3 separate regions of the Mus musculus genome follow, and all the other regions are linked to region 1. A link is a loop called in an ENCODE intact Hi-C map of the cell type or tissue named here. Cell type or tissue: left cerebral cortex. All regions are shown on one strand.

The links. Peaks named below come from ENCODE experiments on the same cell type or tissue, not always from the same donor. Only the 100,000 strongest peaks of a DNase experiment are listed, where the experiment ranks them.
Region 2: a loop joins it to region 1, with 2.9 times the contacts of the local background. A loop is called at or near these places in 4 of 42 quality-filtered maps.
Region 3: a loop joins it to region 1, with 2.8 times the contacts of the local background. A loop is called at or near these places in 2 of 42 quality-filtered maps.

Annotation. Positions count from the first base shown.
Region 1 is chr1:164,678,726-164,686,725 of GRCm38, reverse strand. No RefSeq gene overlaps it. Among named protein-coding and RNA genes, the nearest start is that of Dpt, 110 kb to the left of the region's middle. In left cerebral cortex, no CTCF peak of the experiment used is centred here; DNase peaks (open chromatin) are centred at 2,744, 3,217, 4,057, 4,884 and 2 more places; H3K27ac peaks cover 4,538 bases.
Region 2 is chr1:164,585,909-164,593,908 of GRCm38, reverse strand. No RefSeq gene overlaps it. Among named protein-coding and RNA genes, the nearest start is that of Gm26685, 87 kb to the right of the region's middle. In left cerebral cortex, no CTCF peak of the experiment used is centred here; DNase peaks (open chromatin) are centred at 3,421, 3,585, 3,954 and 7,436; H3K27ac peaks cover 2,452 bases.
Region 3 is chr1:164,751,887-164,759,886 of GRCm38, reverse strand. No RefSeq gene overlaps it. Among named protein-coding and RNA genes, the nearest start is that of Dpt, 41 kb to the left of the region's middle. In left cerebral cortex, no CTCF peak of the experiment used is centred here; DNase peaks (open chromatin) are centred at 1,258, 1,876, 3,978 and 5,915; H3K27ac peaks cover 1,712 bases.

The DNA.
Region 1 (8,000 bases):
TTAGTTTATGACATTTGAGGAGAGAGAACATCAGTTGCAATAATGCCACCACCACATTGACCTGTGAGCAAATTTGTGGAGAATTTTATTGATTGATGATTTCTGTGGGAGGACCCAGTCCTTTGTGGGCACTGTCACCCCTGGGCAGTTGGCCCTGGGATATATAAGAAGGCAGGCTAGGAGGCACTTCCCCAAGGATTCTGCTTCTGTTACTGCAGATAGTTCCTGCCCTGATTTCTGTCAGTGACAAAGTATGATACGAGAGCTTATGAAAACCAAACCAAAACAAACAAAAGGAAAAACTTTCCTCCCCAACTTGCTTTTGGTCTTGGTCTTTTTCTCACAGTAATGGGAAGCCCTTAATAAGACAATGCCCAGCCACTTTACTGTACCTGTTTCCCTGAGGCCAGCAACCTGCAAGCTACATTTCTTAGAATCCCAACCAGCACGGTTCAGAGTTAGACCCCAACCATAAAAACTGGGGGCTGAAAAAGCAGGAGAGAAACAAAAGGATTACAGCTCCTGCAGCAGCAATGGGCCATGGTGTGAACAGGGTGGGCCTAGTCAGTGGGTAGTGTGACGTTGGTCAGTGGCTTCCAGGTGCCCATCAGTGAATTGTGCCATCTGCTGCAGCAGCAGCCAAGGAGGTCAGTGATGTTGTCCTGCAGCTCTTTAAATTTCCTGATTTCTGGACAACCACTGGTAGCTTGCCCTCGCCTCTTTCTGAGCCTATATTGTAACTTCCCTATTAAGTCTTTTCCTGCTTCAAATACTCCCATTTGACCTCAGAGTTTTGATAATACCCTGATGCCATTTCTTCCTCTGCATTTTCTCTGAATGTCAATGACATTCTTGGCTTTCAGAGACCATGAATAGAGTATAGAGCAGGACTGGGGTGATAGGGAATTTTTACCAACAGGTTATTCAGGAAAAAAAAAGTCTTGATCTTTCCAGCTAAAGAAGGCAAGCTTCATGGTGTAGTTCATGGTGTAGTGTAGTAATTAGTTTTCTATTGCTGAGATCAAACACTATGACCAAAGCAGCTTATATTAAATTATTGTCATTAGATCCACAGGGATGGGTCCACTATCATCATAGCCAGGTAGTGTGGTAGTAGACCGGCATAGTGATTAAAACAGGAAGCTAAGAGACGAGGAGTTACATCCCACAAACCAAAGAAGAAGCAGGGAGAGAAAATTCAGAATGTTCAAGTCTTTAAGCTCTCAAAACTGCCCCCTCTGTGACCATACTTCCACTAGCAAACCCATACCTACCTAAATAGGGTCAGCACCTGGAGACCAAATATTCATATGTACAAGACCTATGGGAGATACCTCATCCAAACCACATCTCCTTTCAACAAGATCCAGGTAATGCTACAGAAGAGCATGATTCAAACTTCAGTGAACTGATTCCTTAAGCCTGAGCTTGCCAGTGATACAGAAATGGCAGCATGTCACTGCAAGAAAACAGGCGAGACTTTAGGAAGTGTTTGGTGTGACATGACCCCTTTTGATAGTCTTGAAAACCCCTTTTTCTCAAAAAAAAAATTAAGTATATAAAATAAAATATTATAATAGAAGACAATTATATTCAAGTGTAATTTCCAACATAAAAACAACTGCTTAGGAGTTTTTGTGTATGTGTGTGTATCTGTGTGTGTGCATGTGTGTGTATATATGTTTGTGTGTGTGTGTGTCTATGTTTGTGTGTGTCTGTAAGTATGTTTCTGTGTGTGTCTGTCTGTCTATGTGTGCATGTGTCTATGTGTCTGTAAGTATGATTCTGTGTATGTCTGTCTGTGTATTTTCTATATACCTGATGATTCCCATAGTTTCAACATAATGATAAAAAGGCACAAACATTTTAAATAACTCTTACAATGGTAATGGAATAAGGCTCAGAGTAGTTACAAAGTGACCATCAGAATTTTGTTATCTGTATTTATAGAGAAGGATAATAATGAATCTTCATTTGAGATTAGCAAAAATAACATTGTGAATTTTTTTTCACCCGAGTTCACACAGCCAGTGTTAAGAATTTCTCATTTAAATGTGTGGGAGGTCGTTTCTTACACTCCAATGTACTTGGGAAAAAACCTAGATGCTAGAATAAGCTCTAGAGTCTTGGATACCAAAATAGAGAGATGTTTGCAGTCTACAGTCTATAATGTGTGCATGCAGTGTTCTTGGGATAAAAAAAAAAATCAAAAGAATACTCAGACATGGTCAAGAAATTTTCTAGAAAGTAGAGAAAGGTCAAAATATTCAACAGAAAGTTGTTTTCTTCAGCACTAGCACTGTCTGCGGGTGAGCTGGACACAAGAAAGATGGCATCTCTTTATTGAAGGACCAGATAAGGTTGTCGTTGTCTGTGAATTCACTTCCTCACTTACGGAGGAAGAGGCAGCAACCCCCATCTCCTTCTCTGGAATACTCCTTGTTGAGATCTTCCAAAATATTGGAGCAAATTAAACAGAATAAAATCATTTCTTATTCTCCTTTTTGAAAAATATCACAATATCTGGTGTAAAGATTAATCCTATCTCCCCCAACCTTGGAGAATATGGCCATGGTTGGGAGTCCATACAAGGAGAGAAATGTCAATTTCACTCACATGCGCTGAATTACATGCTAGAAAATTCAGTTCTTTTGAACAACAGAAAAACGCTTTTATATTTAAGCAAGCATTTGTTCTTGGGAAACAAAATGTTCAGCTCTAGTGGTTGCCACAGCAACTGCTTGGGCTAAAAATACCAGATATTCCATAAGCAGAAAAAGTATGTAGTGAGCAAGGAAGAGGAAAGAAAATGGGAAATCTCCCAGAGGAAGGTCAATGACAGAATCCAGACTCCAAAGACCAGGGAGAGCATGTATCTTGGGGACTGCTTCTTCCCATGGGGCAATATGTTTGATAGAAACCTACCGCCTCTGCACCCTTCTTTTCTATCTGCCCACAACTTTCTCTTCCCTCAGAATCACATATACTAAGTATGAGTGGTCCACCTCTCCAAAAGCATCCTTGTCAACAGTAAGGGCATATCGAGCAAGGGTAGGTAGCATTTGCAGGAGGATCATCAAAGATAAAAACCTCTTCCCATTGTTCCTGCTTTTGAGTTGTCTGGTTTTTTTAAGGAATCCTTCCAGTGAAAGAACTGTTTAGGGGCTGGGGTGACAGTAATGTGCTTATCTACCAACCAAGACTAAGTACCTGAGTTTCCTTCCCTAGAACTCACATGAAAGAAAGAGGGGGAAGCCTGACAGGGTGGCTTACGCTTCTAATCCCAGTGCTAGTGGGGAGGCAGAGACAGGCAGATGCCTGTTAGTACTTGCCAACAAGCCAGCCTGACCTGTTTGGTGAACTCAAGGCCAATGAGAGTCTTTGCCTCACAAAACAAATTCGAATTAACTGAGGAACTACCATGAAGGTTGTCCTCCAGCTTCCACATGCATATGCACAGACAGACAGACAGATAGACAGACAGATAGACAGACAGACAGACAGACAGACAGGCACACACACACACACACACACACACACACACACACACGTACTTGTACACATGTTTAATAAGAGAGAGGTCAAACAATCCATTTTTTCTCTTGCTCCAGTGTCTGATAAGCTTTGGCCAATGTTGTTCCTTCACTTGGAGATAAGTGTCTGCCCTCTTCAGTCTACTTAGCTCCTCGTTGATGCCCATTGGCAGGGTCCCCGGCTTGTTGCAGTTTCTCTTCTTAGGTCTGTTCTTTCTTGGAAACACCCCTTCTAAGAGAACTGGCACCACAGATTTCCTACATGGGCATTTATTAGTCTCACTTGCAGGCTCCTGGGATCTAGAGCTTTGCAATAAATCTCTATTCTATTCCCCATGTGCCCAGCACGGTGCCCAAACCACATTTGTTGACAAAATCTGTTCTACTCCCAAGGGGGGAAAGAGGAAGGCTGAGTGATAGGAAATATTGGATCCTGTGGTCAGTGTACAGGTCAGGGTACTAGTTATAGTTTTGTATGACTTCCTCCATACAAGAGTGCCAAGCCCAGTACAAAACCCTCAAGCCCACACGAATGTCATTCTGTTCCCAGTGCTTTGGTCTAAAGTTAGGCAGCATGCTAGAAATGACGTAATAGTCATATCCTATTCAAATACACTGAGGACTTTCAACAATGACTCTATATTCCAGGAAAAACATTAATAGGATTTGGAACCAGAAGAGCGGGTCTCAGTTTCTCGCCCACACTGTCTTTCCTAGACAAGAGGTAATAGACAACGGACCCGTGCTTAGATACCTAACTTCTTCACTTGTACAAACAGGGTATTCAGATCACATTAGCTGGCAGAATTAGTGTGTTTTGGAAAATACATTCTGTTGTACAAACCGTAGACAACACCATGAGTTAATTCTTTCTACTAAATAAATCCCCAAATGCCTTCCCTTTAATCTCCTAAACCTATTTTCATTCCCATTTCCCTAGGTTAAGGCAAGGTCTCTAAATTCTCTTAACTCCAATTAAATTAAGGGAGCCAATTTTCACAACCGATTTCATCTTAGGTTTTGTTCCTGCTGCTATGCATGATTTCTTTGCAACTCAACGTTTACTATTCCCATCATAGTATATGTAATGTATGATATAATGGCATTTTAGATTTGCATAGCAAATTTGCATAGCAGCTATAGTATATAAACCCCTCTCTCCTTACCAGAAGCAGCAAGTCCCACCTGTCCCATCAGTCACTACCTGAAATGTGAAACTCCAGGCAGGCTGCTGCTGAAACTGAAAAGAATTGGACATTGAAGTAATATACTATGAAGACAACGTGTGGTATCCAACAGCTCCTCCTACTTCCTCCCCATGTTCTTGGCAACAGCCAAGAAACATGTTCCCAGGCAGCAAGATGAAGCTGCCTCCAAAAGGTTACCCTAGAACAGTGTCTGCCTCTCAGGATCGGGCATGTCACGTCCGCATTCTACAGTGATGTGAGTTTTGGCACAGCACAGAAGAGGCTTCTGAGAGGAAGGAAATGGTGCCCTGGTGTTCAGCAGCCTCTGGGGTGCTACTTGGCACGCTCTTCAGAAGTCAATCTCTCCTAGAAGATTCTTTAACTCCCTCAGGTCACAGTGAACTTGTGCATAATGCTTTGATCCTTATTATCTTTTTAGAAAAGGGAGGCCACCATGCTTAACACACTGGCATTTTCTTGTGCCTATAGAATATGCATGATTGTGTTCAATGAGCAGGCACAACGAATATACTTAAAGCCATCTATACAAATAGCCTGCAACAGCTCAAATCTGTTTCCAAGAGTCTAATTCACACCTAGATCTTTAGGAGAATTTGAATTTCATATTGTTCGAGTATCTAGCCCATTCCAATCTCATCCTACCTCAGGAATATTAATAACTCAGGTACTTGTTTGCTAGATCTATGTATGATAACAATTGTATCTTCACTTACTTTCTAGATTATTTATAAGCATTTACTGTGGGTGACCATCATCCAGAAAGTCTTCTACTGGGAATGACATTGTCATCAGTGTTCAACTCTAGATGGTAATTGATGGAAAGTGGGAAGGAAATGGGTCCAACAGATGTTAAGAAGTCCATTAGTCTGTGCATTTGTGGTAAGCCTTTGTGTTCCAGAGTCAGCCTAGACGCTGTACCTCAGCCTTGCCATTTTCTGGCTTTATGATTTTGAGAAACATAAAATCTCTGAACATTAATGTATTCATCTGTACAATGAGAGTGACACAGGTGCTCCCCTCATTACTAAGAGACCTAAGATTCAGTCAATGCTTGACTGATCCAAAGAAGAACTTAGAAAATACCACAGAGGGTATTCAATGGACAGGGGTGGGGGGTGTAACCTTTGTCGTGTCACTTACCCATTAAACATGTGCTTGCAAAGTGTCAGGCATTGAATTCAATAAGAAGACATTAAAATATAAATAATCTCCAGTTTCAGGCCTCTGGATATCTTAGTATTTAGAGTGGTCAGTGAGGAGGTGAGGACCTAAAGAGGCCAGTGCAACACAGCAATGGTCCAGCAGATAATGTGGGCACAGCACCATCTGTGGCCACAGAGGAGTTTCCTTGACAAGTTGAAGTCTAAGATACTTAGGAAGAGGGATGTCAGAACTGGATGACAAGGAGGGTATAGTAGAGGTATGTTGGGAAATGTGACAGACAGGCATGTATCACAAACATGGAGAATTTAAAGTATTTGTACAACTGCAGTTATGATATCAGTGGCAGGAAAGAAGAAAGGCTGCATGTTCTATCATGATAGCATATTCTAAGGTCGTTGAATTTTCAAAAAGCTGCTAATACTCCAAATTTCTCTTAGTCATAAGACCATATTGTAAGTCTCTATGGTAACCACTGAAAGAATATTTAAAAGTGAATAATGAAGGAAAGTTACAAATAATAAAGATGTTTATTAACAAAAAAACAAGGAATAATAAAAATAAGCAAATAAGCATTTAAAATAGAAAAATGCATGTATTAAGATGAGAAATTGTACCCGTTACACTAAATGTGCATAGATTAATACGTGAATTAAAAAATAAAATGTATCACAAGGGATGGAAGAAGCATACACTACACTCTTTATAAAATGCATGTTTTAAATATAAAAACCTAGAGAGACTAAAAGTGAATGGATGAAAAATAATGTGACTTGGAATACTGAGTGAGTAAAATCACTTAGATGAGAATGACTTTAAGAAAAGTAGTGCTCACATCTAAATCATTTAAAATGCGTGATAAGCAGCTTTAAGACATAGATACAGACATGGAGACATAGAGATGTGTCCAAAAAGATATCTATATCTATAGTAGAATTACAACTATACATGTCTATATAGATCTCGATCTAGATGATAATACTCTACATTATTAGTATACATATTGTTAATACATACACATAAAATCTAATCAAAATGTATTACATTTTGTGTTAGTTTATAAACAATGTCTAAGCAAATTCCAAATTGTATTATTTCAAAGTATATATGTCAAACCATAGTGGATTTAGGTGAAAATAATAGTACAGATATTTTTTAGAAGTTTCTCAGATTTATAGGAATTTATCAGTATTCCCTCAAACAACCACTAGTTCAGAAATGTAATTGCAACAAAAAAAAAATAAGATATTTTAAAATAAATAAATAGAAAAGCATAAAAACATAGCTATTGAGGTAAAACCAAAATGGCACTTATAGCTAAATATAATTATATGCCTTAAAGTGTACACAATGAAAAATAGTAAGAGCTAGCATAAATAAGTTCTAAAAAAGAGCAAGCTAAAAGAAAATATCTTCAAATTAAACCTAAAGGAAGAGAAAAAGGAAATAAAACATAGCAACAATGGGAAGCTGAGTCTAGACTGAGGAAGTGGGTCTGTGTCTGGGGGATGGGGTCTAGGTGGCAGGTGAATATCCTCTCCCCTTAATCTTTATATTTCTCTCAAGTGGATGGTTGGAAAAAGGTCATTGCTGATTGGGGAAGGGGAGCCACATTACCCTTGGCTACTCCCTGTCTTGCTTGCTTCTTGGATGACCACAAAGTGAACAGCCTCCTCCACCTCATATTTCTGTCACTCTGAGCTGCTGGGTGAGCCTTGCTTTCTGCCATGCTATCTCCACCATGATGGATTGAAACTTCCTGAAATCATGATCCCAAGCCTACTTTCAGCCCTAAATTAATTCTCTTCAAACCTCACTCTCACTCATTCACTCTCCCCATTTCTGTGGAGCCCTGTGCCGTGCACCTCATGGGGTCGCTCTGTACTCTTTGTTTGAAGAGTTACTTTTGAATCTTTCTGATCTTGGATGTTCTTGCCCTTCTTCTTAGCTCCTCTATAATGGCTTTAACATGACAGGCTTCTTCTGTAATTAAAACCATAAGAAGTATCAGACATCCATAAGCTTCTAGATTCAGAATCTGGACTAGGACTAAAAAGTTGTTTTTATCAAAAAAGTTAATAAAACATTGCTTAAGACA
Region 2 (8,000 bases), 93 kb after region 1:
GCAGCCACAAAGGGAAAGGACTTAACATGTTTCAAACCCCGAACTTGAGTGGGAGTGTGATTATTTGCTTTGCTTATTTATCTCTGTGTGTATGGATATGATAAGCAGATATATTCCATGACATTAATGGGAGCCAAAGGGCAGTCAATGGGGGAGTTGGTTCTCTCTTTGTACCATGTGAATTCCAGTGATATACTCAAGTCACTGAGCTCAATGGCACGTGCCTTTACATGTTGGGCCATCTTGCCAATCCAAAGTAAGTTTTGGTATAGCTTTGCCACAGGTGTAAAGGAAGAGAGAAGCATTTAGAAAACAGGGCAGTGTACACCCAAGACACGGGAGCAGGTTTCTTGGGAGGGGGCAATGTCACAAATCTGGTTCTTAGGTAATGAAACCTTTCCAATACTTGGAGTCTCTAGACTGCATTGACACAATTCAAGTGTTTGCACATTATCTATTTTAAAAAAAACATTGAGGGACCACTGAGAAACAGGTAACTTAACTCTAGCGCTCAGCTCTTGTCCAACTTGGAGATCTTGGCTCTAGATTATGGAAACCGAGATGATCTATGAATTAGCAATGAGGATTCTGCATCTACTATCATGTCTAAAGCTTGCCAGAAATACAAGCTATGCAAAAAGACCATCACGTAATCCTCTAATGAAGTTTCAATGGTACAAAAACTTGAGCAGCCAGGAAAAAAATTTTCCCAGTGCAACTCCAGGAAAATCATTATTTTGAACCACCACTCCCCACCTCATAGACTGTTATACTAAAGGATTATGTTTCATTTTGTAAATATATCTATAATTTGATAGAGTTAGTAATGATATTGCCGAGGACCCTGAAAGAATGTCCTTGCATGCTTAAGGTGGAAGAAGAACTTTGGCATAATGCATTTCTGAGCCTTCATGTCTAGCTGCTGGCTCATGCTCTTCCTCCGGGGTTACAAACCCCTTCAGCTCCTTCAGTCCCTCCCCTAACTCCTCCATTGGGGTCCCCCATGCTCAGTCCAAGGTTGGCTGCAAGCATCACCATCTGTATTTGTCAGGCTCTGGCAGAGCCTCTCAGGGGACACCTATACAGGCTCCTGTCAGCAAGCACTTCTTGGCATCCTCAGTAGTGTCTGGGTTTGGTAGCTGCAGATGAGATGGACTCGTCCCTTCTTTACTGTCTTTTTTTCTCTCTCTCTTGGTTTAATTAGCCTCTTCATTTCATCATCATTTGCTCCACCATTTTCTCACTCCAGTATATCAGGGAATTTTAGGGAAATAGCTGCTGTATCCCAAGCCCCGTATGTGACTATAGTGAAGCATTGTCCTCCAAACTAAATGATTTCCATCCTGGAGGAAGGAATCTTCCTTTCAAGTTTCTGCATCCTTTCTAGAAACTCTGCATCCTAGAAAGATACTCCTTAGGACTGAGGAAGTGATCAACACACAGGCCTCAAGAAATTCCTGAAATGTACAAGATTCACAAGGCCCCTCCCTTCTCCTGGTAATATAAGCAGGACTTCCTGCTTATATAGAGAGACTCTCCAATTTCCTGGTACCTGCTGATCCTGCAGAGAGAGCTCCGAGATGTGCAGCTCTTGTGAGCCATCACCCATGCTGGCATGGGCTTTTTGGTAATACAGCTTCTTTTAGATTGTCTATTATCTAGTAAGTAATCACAATTAAACTCACTAGTTTGCCAACCTAGATTTTGTTGGAATCATTATTTTGGTCTGTTATTGGTTCCCTATCAGGGATGAAGTAGCCATTTCTTCATGTTTCCCCAGAAGATGTCCCCCCAAGAAATAAGTACTCTTGCTCCCTGCCTTCCAGTCATCTCTGCACTCCGTTCTGGTCTACTCTCCAGTGTCACCTGAATTATCCTTTCCTTCTCATCCATGTGTTATCTGACCTCAAACCCATCAAGCCTGTTCTCGAGGTCTGTGCAAGTTTGGACCAGGAGTTGACTTACTGTTGCCTCTTGTATTCGTTTCCTAACATTGCTGTAACAAGGGTCAGGAAACAATACAAATTTATTATCTCAGTTTTGAAGGTCAGCGATCTGGGGCAGGTGGCAGCGGGATGAAATCGAATGTTGGAGAGATTAATTTCTTTCTAGAAACTCCACAAAAGAGCACTCCCTTGCATTTCCAGGTCTTAGTTGGAACCCATGCTCCTTGGCTCATAGACTCTTGCTCCACCATCAAATCCCACACTGACATGCGAGTTCTTCCCACTCTGCATCACTCTGTCTCCCTTCCTCCTTGTTTAAAGAACCTTGTGACTTTGTTGGAGCCCCTCAGATAATTCATGGCAATCTCTCTATTTTAAATTTAGTAATCTAACAAAGGTAACTGTATTTTCAACATTAGCTACTCTTACCTTTGCAATACAACATCTCCCAGCTTGTGAACATGGCAGGGAGGCTATTTCTCTACCTCATTTTATTCCTAAGAGTATTTCCAAAGTTCAGTCAGACAGACTGAAAAGTCTTCAACTGCTAAAACAGCCTGTGAGAATCATCTGATTTTGGTCAGGTTGAAAGAAGTGAAGTGGGGGGAGGGGATGTCCCTTGACAATAAAGCTTCATTTTAAAGGGGCATAAAATTTGAAATCAAATGACCATATGATTAAATCCCTAGCTTTTGTAACCTATGAGTTTTGTAGCATTGATAAACTAACCTCAATTTCTCCAAATCTCCATTCCCTCAGCACTAATTTGAGTATATTTATTGTGCAGTCTTTCTCAATGCTGAAGTAAAATAATTGCAGTAGAAGGCCTGGCTCATAGGTTCTCTATAGATGCTAATTTCCTTCCTCCACAAAATATACTAGTTTCTGCCTCCCATTGGGGAGGCCATTGAACCTCACAGCCACTTGCATTGATACCTCACCAATCAGTCAACATGCACTGAGAACTTATGTCATACATGGGAAGCTAGAGAATCTGAGGATGACATTCAACACACAGTGTCGACCTAGTTAGGGAATCTATGTGTGAATGCACAAAAGGTTAGGTCACAGTAGCAGATGGTTGTCACCACCACAATCATAAAGCTCCCGCTAACGAACTGCCTTGTGTTTCATACTGGTTGCGTTTGAGAGGTGAAGATTCTACACTAGACCAATATGAGATGATACCACGACAGGCAGCAGGCGGATTTATGAGGGCTTGGAAAGAGGAGCTGTGGTTAGGAAACCTGTGAGATACAGGGAGGTGTTCTCACTGAGCAAATCCCTTGGATTCTCTCCTCAGCGACCTTCAAAGGTCTTGTTTACTTGCTGGGAAGCGTCTAGTCTGAGACAGGGTAAGTAAGACACAAAAATACCATCCCTAAACACTGCCATCTCCCACCTCCTCCCTCTGACAGCCTACCCTCCTTGCCAAGTCCCTCCCTCCTCCCTCCCCTATCTCAACATGATACAAAACAGCCTTTCTTCTTTCTGGGATTAGTTAGAAGCAATGCCCTATAATTATAGCCATCTTATCTCCTTTGAATTCACCAAAAATTACCCCTTTCCTTTAGATCAGCACCATCGCCACATGATAGATGCTATTGGTAAGCTTTGTGCAATGGTGAAATGTTGTTTTCTTAAAGTGACATCTGCTCCAATAGACTAATGTTCCGATCTGACTGACTCATTTGGTGGGAACATGTCCACATGCCAATGTGAATAGGCGGATGGGGAGGGACACAGGATGAGTGAAGCATCTGGCAGAATATTTTTTAGGATTTTAGATTTAAAAAAATAAGACTGTTCAATTTCCTATGGAAGACCAGTACGCAGTTGTCACAGCAGGAATAATACTCAGCCATACGATGATGTCTGAAGTGTACCACGTCTCAGGGTTGGAGAAATGCCCTGCTTCCCAAAAGCACTTTGACTCACCGAGGGGTCCTCATCTGTGGTCCCTTGTCCTCCCTGACCTACATCACCTCAGTTATCTCTACCTGTGCTCTTCTCCAGACCTGGGATCCATATTGGAATTCATGTCCATGGAAGTCTGCAGCCCTGCAGTGATAAGTGTTACTTTCTTTATGATGTCACCTCTAGATAAAGCTGAGCTCTGACTTCTCACAGCTTGGGTGTTTAATACAAGAAAATGATTTCAGATAGTGAAAGACGCAAACCCAAGAGCATGGTAAAGCAACTTAGGAACCAACGAACATTCAAGGAGTTGGTACCACCTATGGACTAAAAAGACAAAAAAGGCAGAGTCCCTAGAACCTATAGGGCATTGAGGGTTGGGTCACACACATAATACAGCTACCACTACAGTCATAGCACGAAGCAAAAGCAGATGGGAGAAAATATCCCAGCTTCACCCTTCCTCTAGCCTGCTATCTTACACTGGGGTGAATCCTTGAAAACATGCAAGCAAAGGGACCTAGAAGAAATAGCCTACAGGACTCTGCTATATGATAGAGAAACAAAATAAATAGGAATAGATCTAAAGCCAAGGATGTTGAAGGCCAACAGCATCCCTGAGTTGTGGATACACATTTTCTATGGCTGTGACCACACTGTCTCATCATTACTTGTGGTGTGGGTGAGAAATGTCCCCCATAGGCTGTGTAATTGAATACTTCATCTTCAGTTGGTAGCTGTTTAGAAAAGTTATGGAACTTTAAGAAGGCAGAGCTTTGCTGGGGGAAGTAAACACATAAATGGGAACTGCCTCTGAGTTTTTACAGCCTGGACGTCTGCTCTTTCTCTCTCTGTCTGTCTCTGTCTCTCTCTCCCCCATCTCTGTTTCTCTCTGTGTTTCTCTGTCTTTCTCTGTTTCTCTCCCTCTGTCTCTCTCCCCCCTTGTGTGCAGATGAAATGTGACTCAACAGTATTGAGTACTGTATTATGTGTATGTACCTCAACAGGTACATTGGTGTAAAGGTATCTCTGCACTGTCAATTGTTGATTGCTGTACTAGCCCAGAGCTAGCAGAATCTTGGCATTGTTGTTATTGATGTTCCTATGGCTCATAACCAGCCTCATGGTTTGTAAACTCTCTTCCTCTCTCAACTGTTGATTGCCTTAAGAAAACTCTGTCAGCCAATAGCTAGGCAGGAAAGGGAAGGCAGGACTTCCATTCTGAGCGAGGATCTCTGGGAGATGATCTCTAGGAGATGGAGGGGGTTGGGCATCCTGGCACTGAGAGAGAGATTCAAGGGTTAGACTCTGATGGCGTTTCCCCAAATATCTCACTAAAATTACAATGTCAAAATACTACCAAAAGCCATGCTTCTGTGCTAGGAAAGGTAGCACTGTCCATCTGATGAGTCCAGGAGTATAATCTCCCACTGGTGTCAGAATGAACATTTTATTTGTACTTCTGGGAAGAACCCATAAGAAAGAAAAAAAGACCACAATAGAGAGTCGGGGAACATGGGAGGCATTAAGGACGGGTCAGCAGGAAGGGGCTGGAGGGAGGGGAGGGAGGGGGAAAGTAATGTACTTCTATTTCAATTAAAATCATATTTCAAAATGTTGAGAAAAAAAACTAATTGTGCGCTAGGATAATAAGATTCAGTTAGATGAGCTAGCTAGGAGGTAGCCCAAGCTAAACGCCTAAACTCTTATAAATATTATAAGTTTCTACATCGTTACTTAACCACTGGCAGGTCCAGAAAGTCCTGTTATATGTGACCACAGTATTTCCTGTCTTCTGGGCAGGCTTCTGACTCCTGATGTCCCACCTTTACTGAATAACGGGTTGTCTGGAACTTTAAACCAAAATAAAGCCTTTCTTTAACTTATTTTTGACAGGGTATTTTATTACAGCAACGTAACTAGTACTCACTAGTGTAAGTGTGTTTCATATTTCTTTCCTTCCTTCCAGCTGGGTGGAATACGGATGTGATGGTGACACAACCATCCTGAGCCACAAAATTCAAGGTGTTCTTTGAGGACAAATAACAAAATAGAGGGAACCAGAGTTCCCAATGACCGTGCGGCTGTCAATGTCACATACCTGGGCATCAAAGGGAAATGAACTTATCGATGACCAACCCATTCCCATTATTCCTTTGAGAGTTTTTTTTTACACGAACCCCTTTTTCATGAATCTTGGTACCTCAAGGTCACCAGAGTCTCTCATTCCTTTATTCAATCACATGGGAACAAGAACAGATTGCGCGGCAGCGCCTTGCCTCAGGAGACATTTTTTTGAGCTTATGAAACTCCAGCACCCCAATATACCTCTTGTGGAATGGAATTAATTTTTCTTTTATTTCTGCATTCAGAAATAGTTTTTTTTTTCTGAATAATAAACACCCGTTGGTGCTTGTTAACTCTGTTTAACATTAACACTATGGAATGAGGAAACAATTGTGATTGGCTGAGTCCCTAAGAATAATGTTGCTCAAACGTTTGCATGAGGGCAAATGGCCTGAAGACGTTGATGAAATGCGGATTGCTGGGTCCTATGCTCAGAGATTCTGAATCAGTACACCAGGGCCCCGGGACATTGTATCCTTACCAAGTTCCAGATGGACATTGAGGCTGCAGGTATAAGGCCAATGCTGCCATAGTTAGAGGGCAGGGACAAGTCATTGTCCTCTCCACTTACACATGCATAGGTGCCTCTAAAACTATGTAAGCACGGCTGGGGACATGGCTCAGTGCCTAAGTCCTTGCTGCCCACGCTTGAGGATTTGAATTCAGATCTCCAGCACCTGTGTAAAAAGATCTATGTTTTTCTATAATCCCAGTGCTGGGGGAGAGGGGCAGAGGGTCGAGAGGATGTCTGGGGATTGCCCCCAAAATGACAAGCCCTTGTTCAATGAGAGACAGTGTCACTGGGGACTAAGGTAGAAAGCAGTAGAGGAGAGCACCTGATCACCTCTTCCGGCCTGTGCATGCTTGCGTGGGTACACACCTGCCTGAGCCTGCATACGTAGCCCCACAAGTGCAAGTGCACACACAAACTCACAGGAGTGAAATGTAGAAACCTGAGGCTCACCACATTCCCACAGCAGGAAAGATCATTAGAGGACCAGGGGATACCCTGAATTGGTGTCAGGATCTTGGGTGGATGCAAGTGATTGGACAGAAGGGCAGTGTGAACATCCACAAAGCAATTGGTGGCTACCAGATTGTGGTCAGTGTACAGTGAGTCTATGGTTGCTGTCCACATTGCCCAATGACATGCTGTGACCTTATGGAAGTGACACTGCAGTGGCCTCTTCTAAGCTGTGACTGCTGAGCTATCAGCAAATGAGAGCAATTGGGGGCGACTTTCTGCTTTTTCGCTGTCACAAATAAGTATACAATGAAGGTTCAAAAAAAGAAGGAACCAAAGAAATGAAATGGGAGCTTGCCATTCAAGCACAGTCTCAATGCACGTCTGCTAGCTTGTCACCCTCCTCCAACTAAATTACTACCCCTGTGTGCCTCCCACACAGAGATAACGGTGTTGCCAACGAGCGTGGGTTAAAATGCAACCCCGGTGAGCTAATCCACTTCAGTGAAATGTGTGTGAGATCTCATGTCGACAGCAGGGCAGAATAAATGCTTTTGCAAGCCTGGAAATAAATTATTGGCTGTCTAAACATCTACCAAATTTAGATGCCAGCGGAACTAAAGACTTCTTCCTCCTTTCTTTTCCTGTTCCTCCTTTCTCTTTTTTCTCTTCCTCTGCCCATGCTGTCTCCTTCCCCCTCATCCCCGCCCCTTGGAACAATCTGAGCTTTTAAAGCACTGCTTGGCCTCATCTTCAGCAACACTCCCTCTTCTCCACTGCAAAGGAAGAGCCACAAAGGTGCAAATGATGCTCTTCCCAGACCACCAGCTCGCTGAGGCCTTTTGTTCCTGAGCTTCATTGATCTGTAAGAGCTGGTGCTCTTCTGGACATCACTGCTTCTGCATTTGAACAACTCCATCCAGGGACTCAGGCCAAGACTGGCTTCGCTTCCAGGTCTGCAGGGCTGTGTGCTTATGATGTGTGAATTCTCACCATAGTCCCTCAACTGACCCCAAGAGAAAGCTACATAAAGTCTTTATTTCATG
Region 3 (8,000 bases), 73 kb before region 1:
TTTTGATCAAGTCCACCCTATTCCCTCCCTTCTAATCATTCTCTTATCCCCCTAACATTACTCCCTCCCAATTTTGTCATTTTTAAACTCAAAGTACACTTAGCGCTTGCCTGTGTGTTCTAAGACACAGGACCATCCATCTACTACTAATACAGGAATAGCCTCTTGGTGGCCTCCTCCTTAAAGAAAACTGATTCTCTCCCCCACTTTCAACTGCTAATAGCGCCTTCGTTAGGGGTGAGACTCCTGACAACCCTCCCATAGAACCCCACCTCCATCCACCATACTGGAATTTTATCTGACATGATCTTGCACAGACCTTAGGCATGCTGTCACACTGCTGTGTGTTCACATTTGCAACTGCCTTGTGTCTGGAAACCAAAATGATAACAACAACAACCAGTCTCCATGTAGTCACTCTCCTCCCTACAGTGCTTCTCTCTGCTCTGCCTTCTAAATACTGAAGCTACAGGCACGAGCCACCAGTCTGTCTGAAATTTTCCATTTCACGGTCCAATAAATTTTTTTATTGTTAAGCTAGTTGGAAATTGTAACTTGTTCAGTGCTCACAGGTTCCCATTTCAGCCTTCTAACTGATGCAGCCCTGGCTCCTGCCCCTGCATCCCCACTTTAATAAAGAGAAAACAAAGCACAGGTCAGGGAACAGATGTGCTCAGAGGAAAACAGGTGCAGATTTGCTCTGAGAAGACAGGCTTCCATCACCGGGAGTGTCCTTTCTCCAAGATTCCTCAGCCTGCTGTGTATATAGTAGTAGATTTCCTATGTAAACTGGTATTTTAGTGGCTTTTCATTTACCAGGTGGTGACAAACCTATCCCTTTGGTCCCCAGAACTCCTTGAGTATGTAACACTAACTTGGAATGAAACCATATGGGTAGGGCCACTCTGCTTTCCTGACCCCTTCTTAAGTCCCTGTGTCACTTGTGTGACTTGATGTCTGCCTTGTGCAGTCACATATACACAGGGAGAGTTTCCATAGCATCCAGCAGGTATGAAGGGTACTCCTGTGAAATATGCATCTTTGAGTAGATGTGGAACATCAAATCTGACTCATTTCCATGTTTCCAAGTCCCCCCACCCTGCCCATGTGTGCAAAGTTTTATTGGTCTGTTCATTTGTCATTGAAAAGATTGTTTTTTTATCCACATCTTTCTGAATGCATCTCTGCCTCCACCCTTCTCCTTTTCCTTCATCTCTTTCTCTTCTATATCCACCGTGCTTTGAAGCCTCCCATCCTTGAATCATGTCACTACTATTTAAAGAGGTAGAAACCTTTTCTGTGTTCCAGCTGGACATGTGCTAAATGCAGTGGTTGCTATAGTAATAACTCCTCCCATGCCGGAACAGTCATATCAAAGTAAAAAAAAAAATAACCTTTTCTATGAGCAAGAAATATGAAAATAAAAGGATTTACTTGCAAAGTATACCACATGCCACTGGTGTTATATTCCATGAAATTAGACTTTCTAACACTTTATTTAAAATACCAACAAAAGACCTACAAACAGCCAACATAGATTGCTTATTTTCACAGGTACCCTCACCCCATAAGTCTTTCCCAACTTATTCCCATGATTATATAATTCTTCTGTGTCTCCAACACACTTAAATATAGATTTTTTTTCCTTTCCTGTTAACTATTAATATTAACTGACAGGTATATAGATCCCTAAGCACACAATAACATGTTTTATGTGTACAAGATGTTCTGTGCTTGCTTCCTGAGGATGCCCATCCTGTGGAAAAGGGAAGAGAGATGTAGGACTGGTAGTGTTAACAGTGGTAATTTCTTGAGGCAATGGTTTTGAAGGGCCCGATGAAAGAAACTGACATTTCTAGGACAAGCACCCTCTCTTTCTACAGAGGGAAAGGAAGCACGGGTAGAAGCTGAGGTCTGTGTTTGTGGTTTGCATGGTTAAAACTGCAAATGCTCTAGTTGATGCTGTCTGAAAACACACACACACGCGGGCGCATCAAGTGTAAAAAACGAGTCACAATGATGGTTGCGTTAAATACATTTCTCATTGCTAAGCCAGCAGCCAATTGCCAACACTCTATTGAAATTCAGTTTGTTAATTACTTACTTAATTACTTACTTACAGTGATATCTAACCTCTTTTAATCAGCTCATGGTCATTGTACATGTTTATGGGGTAGTGTGACATTTTAGTACATGTATACAATGTTTAATGAGTATGTGACAAACAGTAATTGGCACCCTCACCTCCTTGTCTCTAGAATCCAACATTTTGGTTTGCTTTTATTTCTGAAACCACTGTCTTGACTCATAGTGTCTTTGTTCTGCATCTAGACTCTTGACGGCTTCCTAACTTGCCTTCCTATTTCTAATGCAGTTTCTGCCCTGCAAAAATAATTACATCTCTAAAATATCATCTCACTGATTAGTTTCCCTAGTTAAAAACACCTTCATGGCTTTTCAGATTCTATTGAGAATGGAAGCCAGCCTTCTATGACCAACCACCAAGATGTTTCATCGTTTAGACCCGCCTACTTGTCTCTCCTTCTTGCATACTCTCACAGCTCATACTAAAATGCTTACAGGTCCTTAAATGTATCCCTGCCTCTTGCTGTCTGGGAGTTTGTGCTTCTTGTCCCTCTGCCTGATTCACTTCCTCTTCCTTCCTAGTCTTGGCATGATGAATCGTCATGTGCTCCTCTTGAATGCCATTGTGTCAGAAATCTGTCCTGATCTTCCAGGACTAGAGTGGCTGTTTTTCAAAATGGAACCATTTCTATCTTGGCCCCACCTTAAGTAGCATTCATTTATCTCTGTCGTGCTGTAAGTAATACTTATTTTCAAAGAAAGCCCACATCCCATTTATCACTGTTTCCCTAACATCTTGCACAACAGCTGGCTTATAACATGCATTCTTCAAATCATTTGTCAGATAAATTTTTTAATTAAAAAAAAAAAACTTGGCACTCAGAATGATCAAAAGCCTTGCCCAAAGTTCTTTGCCAAGTAAATAAATGGTAAATCTAAGCCTTTATCTCCCACCCCCTTTACCTCTCCCCTCTCCCATAGCCCCGGCTCTTCTATATGGTAAGGGCTCATAAATGTCTACTTACACTCATAACTCTCTTCAGAAGTGAAGAATCACATCTAGTGGTACATCAACCTTTCTTTCTACAAGGACAATGCCCAAACTTAGCACCACTTAACTAATTCAGTCTCTATGCTCTCTTAAGAATGTTTAACTGGCTTGGGAACAGTGCAATTCATCTTTAATCCCAGCACTCTGGAGCTGGAAGCAAGCAGATCTCTATAAATTCAAGGTCAGCCTGGTCTGTACAGAGATTTCCAGGCCATAGTGATATAGTAAGACCCTGAATTGGAAAAAAAATACGGAGAAGTAACAGAAGAAGACACCCAGTGTCTGACTCTGGTTTCTGCATACATATACACATGTGTGTGCACACATATGCACACATATGTACATATATACATATAAAGGAGAAAGAAAGAATGAAAGGAAGGAAGGAGAGAGAGGAAGAGAAAGAAAGAAAGAAAGAAGGAAAGAAAGAAAGAAAGAAAGAAAGAAAGAAAGAAAGAAAGAAAGAAAGAAAGAAAGAAAGAAAGAAACTAAGTCTAACTGGATTGAAGTGTAAGTAGATCTTGTTCCCAGACAGTGTGCAATGTGCTAATCAGAGATGTGCAGAGACTGGACTGTTGGGAATACAAAGAGGGAAGAAGCCCAGGTCTACCAGGAGGACTAGTTAAAAATGGAAGTGGTTACATAAAAGGGTTCACAGTAAAAATCTCAACACTATTCTTCTTTTTTAAAGTTATGACATTAGCAATAGTTGAGTTCTGTGTTCCCTCCTCAGATGGAAGATGTTCTTGACTTTGGCTATAAACATCTGCAATTCCGATTTAGACTTCTCCACAAGAGCTGCACAATCATCCTATTTTGGCTTCCAGCTCAGTTACTCTGTTACAAGCTTTGACTCCACAACTCTGGGGTAATAGAACACAAGGGCATAGTTTGAAAATAGAGCATGCATCTGCTGCGGATTGTTATTTTGGTTTAATGAGGACTTGCTGTTTCCTGAATTCCTATAATCATTTGATGAATTGTGCTGGTGACTTGCTCTGCAGGCTTTGAACATGTGGTACCCATTGGGGTACAGTGGCGGGGGGGGGGGGGCCTAACTCACCCTCTTCCCCATGAAAGCAATCTTCTAGTAAAACATTGTAAGGGCAAATGTGTGTATTGATTGCTGGCTAAATAGAGAAATGATGCAGCGATGGATAATTTGCTTCGCTGAATGAAGAGAAGATCGGCTCCACCCCATACTAAATACTCTCCGTTCCATGTCCTAATGTATGCCTGCATGTGTAAAGCATGTTAGGGGTTGTAAAGATGGATAAAACAGCTCGACCTTCACAGCATTTCTCAAAAGGAATCAGGAGCCATATCCACACACAAGAAAGGCAATCTGGGATGAGGGCTATTTGAGGCATAAGTAACCATTTTATTTGTTTACCCTGGCTCAATTTGCAAAGAACTTCCATGTGCATTGCCTCGTTCAGTCCTCACAATGGTCCTGAGTGTCCTGCTAGTGTCTTCATTTTGAAGTTACAGATGATATAGGATGAGAAGAGCAAATACCTTGTTCAACTTCCCACAGCTAGAGATTAATATGGATTTCTAAAATCCCAGCCCCACAGCTGAAGGCCATGGGAAGCTGAGAATGTAAACAGATACCATGAACTCTAAGTTTCATGGAGGACATGTAGCTTCAACTGTGGCTCCACCTTCCAGATGAGTCGAGTCAAAAGAAGGAAAGGAATCCCTGAGAAAGAGAAAATACCTGAGCTAAGAACTCTGAGGTGTCTGAGGTGGTGAGAGATGAGTAAGGGGATCCATCCCATAAACAACCACCAAACCCAGACACTATTGCATATGCCAGCAAGATTTTGCTGACAGGACCCTGATATAGCTATCTTTTGTGAGGCTATGCCAGTGCCTGGCAAATACAGAAGTGGATGCTCACAGTCATCTATTGTATGGCACACAGGGCCCCTAATGAAGGAGCTAGAGAAATTACCCAAGGAGCTAAAGGGGTCTGCAACACTATAGGAGGAACAACAATATGAACTAACCAGTACCTCCCAGAACTGTGTCTCTAGTTGCATATGTAGCAGAGGATGGCCTAGTCAGCCATCAATGGGAGGAGAGGCCCTTGGTCTTGCAAAGATTATATGCCCCAGTACAGGGGAATGCCAGGGCCAGAAAGCAGGAGTGGGTGGGTTGGGGAGCAGGGCTGGGGGAGGGTATATGGGACTTTCAGGATAGCATTTGAAATGTAAATAAAGAAAATATCTAATAAAAAGAAGCATGACTGTGTGTGACATTGTTTATGTCATCAAAACCAATGCATCAAATAAAAACTGTGGATGGTTTTAAGCCATTTATATGTTTCAGAAGTATTCTTGTCCTCACAGACTACTGATTTTGGAGAAAACCTACACACAAAAGAAGTGAGACTAAAAAGAGTGTCTTAGATAGTAGTCATATTATGATGTCCACATGAGTTCTAGAGGTGTAGAGTTTTATTTTGATTTATTTATATTTCCATTGATGTATTGATTGGCCTCAGGGAAGTCAGCTCTGGATTGTGGGGATCAAATTGCTCTAAAGAAATCAATGCATTCAGAGGTATTCACCATGGAGTTAGTCCCTGACAGTGTATTGAAAAGTTCAGAGTGAGCCGAAGTGCCTCGCTTTTACCTGGTGAGTGTTCTCAGATGGGCGTGTGGTGTGTGGAGCTGCCAAGGGATGCTCATGGGCTTGGAAAGGATTGAGGGGTTTAAGGAAAATGAGTGAGTTCTCTGTGTGAGGTGCGGAACTATGCTGACTCATCCCATTCTGAAACCAACCAACCCCCATGGAAGAAGGAAGGCAGACTGTGAAGGCAGATGCTGCTCTTAGAGCCAAGGCAGGCAGAAGTGTAACAATTGGATGCTGATTGACTCTAATGTGTTCCTGGCAAGAGAGTGGCACACACAAAAAATATGATGTCACTCAACTATCAGCTTTAGACAAGCAAATGTATCACAAATGCATGTACAGGTTGTCAGAGCTCTTCAAGGAGTTAAGCAGCCTACCTGAAGACTGTCAGCCTGTGGCAAAGCCAGAATTGCAAATGAGGTCTTTCTGATCTCCAACTCTATGGCAACTTTATATTAAAGGGTAAACATTTTAATATACAGACTCATAACGGGTCAGAACACTACAAATGATTGACAGGGGCATGCTCAGCCTTAAGTGCGGTATTATCTGTCCATCAGAGCCAGAGGATGGGAAGGGTGCACTGCAGTAGGTGCCTTCTGGACTTGACATGGCCTTTGCCTTCATGAACTCAGGGCAGATGTGTTTTCCTCCACAAGATCTGAATAAGATTGGCCTGGTGAACCATCCATCATGGATAAGGGAGGGGCTTATGAGGCCCCTCCCTCCCTCGGGGGACTACCGACAGTTAATGAAGGCTGGTGACTATCATTTTCTTCAGTAGTGTAGCCACAGATAAGCTGTTCATGCTCCAGGAAATAACCTTGGGCTCCTGGAAGCAATCCTAGTTAAACTCAGTGGCTCTCACACTCAATGGCATAGATTTAGGATGCCGACTTCTTGGGAATAAAATAAATGTTTCAGCAGCAGGAGTGTATATATTAGGTACTTTGCTATCGCTGTGATAAAACAACATGACCAAGACAACTTAGAGAAGAAAAGACGTATTTGGGGCTGACAGTTCTAGCCAGTTCAGAGTCCATGACCATCATTGCAGACATCATAGCAGCAGGCAAGCAGGTATGGCCCTGGAGCAGAAGCCGAGAGCTCACAGCCTGATCCATAAACAGACAGCAAAGAAAGCTGATGAACTAGAGTCTTTTGAAACTGTTAGTTCTCCCCTGGTCACATACTTCCTCCAGCAATACCATATCTCCTAATCTTCCCCAAACAGCCACTAGCTGGGGATGAAGAATTTAAATCCCTGAGACTTGTGTGCAACACTTTATTCAAATTAACACAGAAGGGGAATGAGAGAAAGAAATGGGGGTGAAAACATCAAAATTCCCTGTATATGTGTGTGAAATTGTCAAGGAATAAAAATTAAATAGTTAAGAAGAGTGATCATTTTGTCAAAGTTTCTTAGATGAATTAATTAATTAGCACAGTAGAGGTGCTAAACCCCAAACTAGAAAGTTTGCAAAGATTGCAAAGTGTTTCATGTACTAATGTGCACATGCATACTGTGTGTGGGATGTTTACATGGTGTGCATGCGTGTGTGTGTGTGTGTGTGTGTGTGTGTGTGTGTGTGTGTGTGTGTAAGAAGCAAAGCCTTGCTCTTGTTAAGCATGTGTCCTCCTGAGATACAATTCTACTTCATTTCCTTGTACGTGGCTGATTGTGCAGCACAGTTGGTGGAATGGCTGCTCTCTTCCCTCCACTGAATTATCTCTTCATTTTTATCTAAAAAGCAAACTGACCATACACATGTGAGCTTTATTCTGAATCGTTTTATTGATCTGTTTATCAACAGTCTACATCTTGGTATTACTGTAGATTTACGGTAAGTGAGATAGCTTAAATGTTCCAACTTCTTCCATCTTCTGCATGGGCTCATTGATGACTTTAGTTCTTTTGAATTTGACCTAAAGTTCTAAGTCAGCATTCTAGTTCCTGTAAAAACACCTTCTGGGCCTTGTATAATACTCTCTGGAATCTCTTCATCATTTGGGGGGCAATTGACATTTTAAAACCTTTTTATTTGAAATAACTATAGATTTAGGGGAAGTTGCAAAAGTGATATAGATTCACAGAGCCTTCAACTTATTTACCCCAACATTTTCATAATAGAGTTAACACATTATGAACCAATAAAACCATGCATCATGTGTGTGTGTGTGTTTGTTTTTTGAGTTTTTCTGTTTGGTGTTTTGTGTTTGTTTG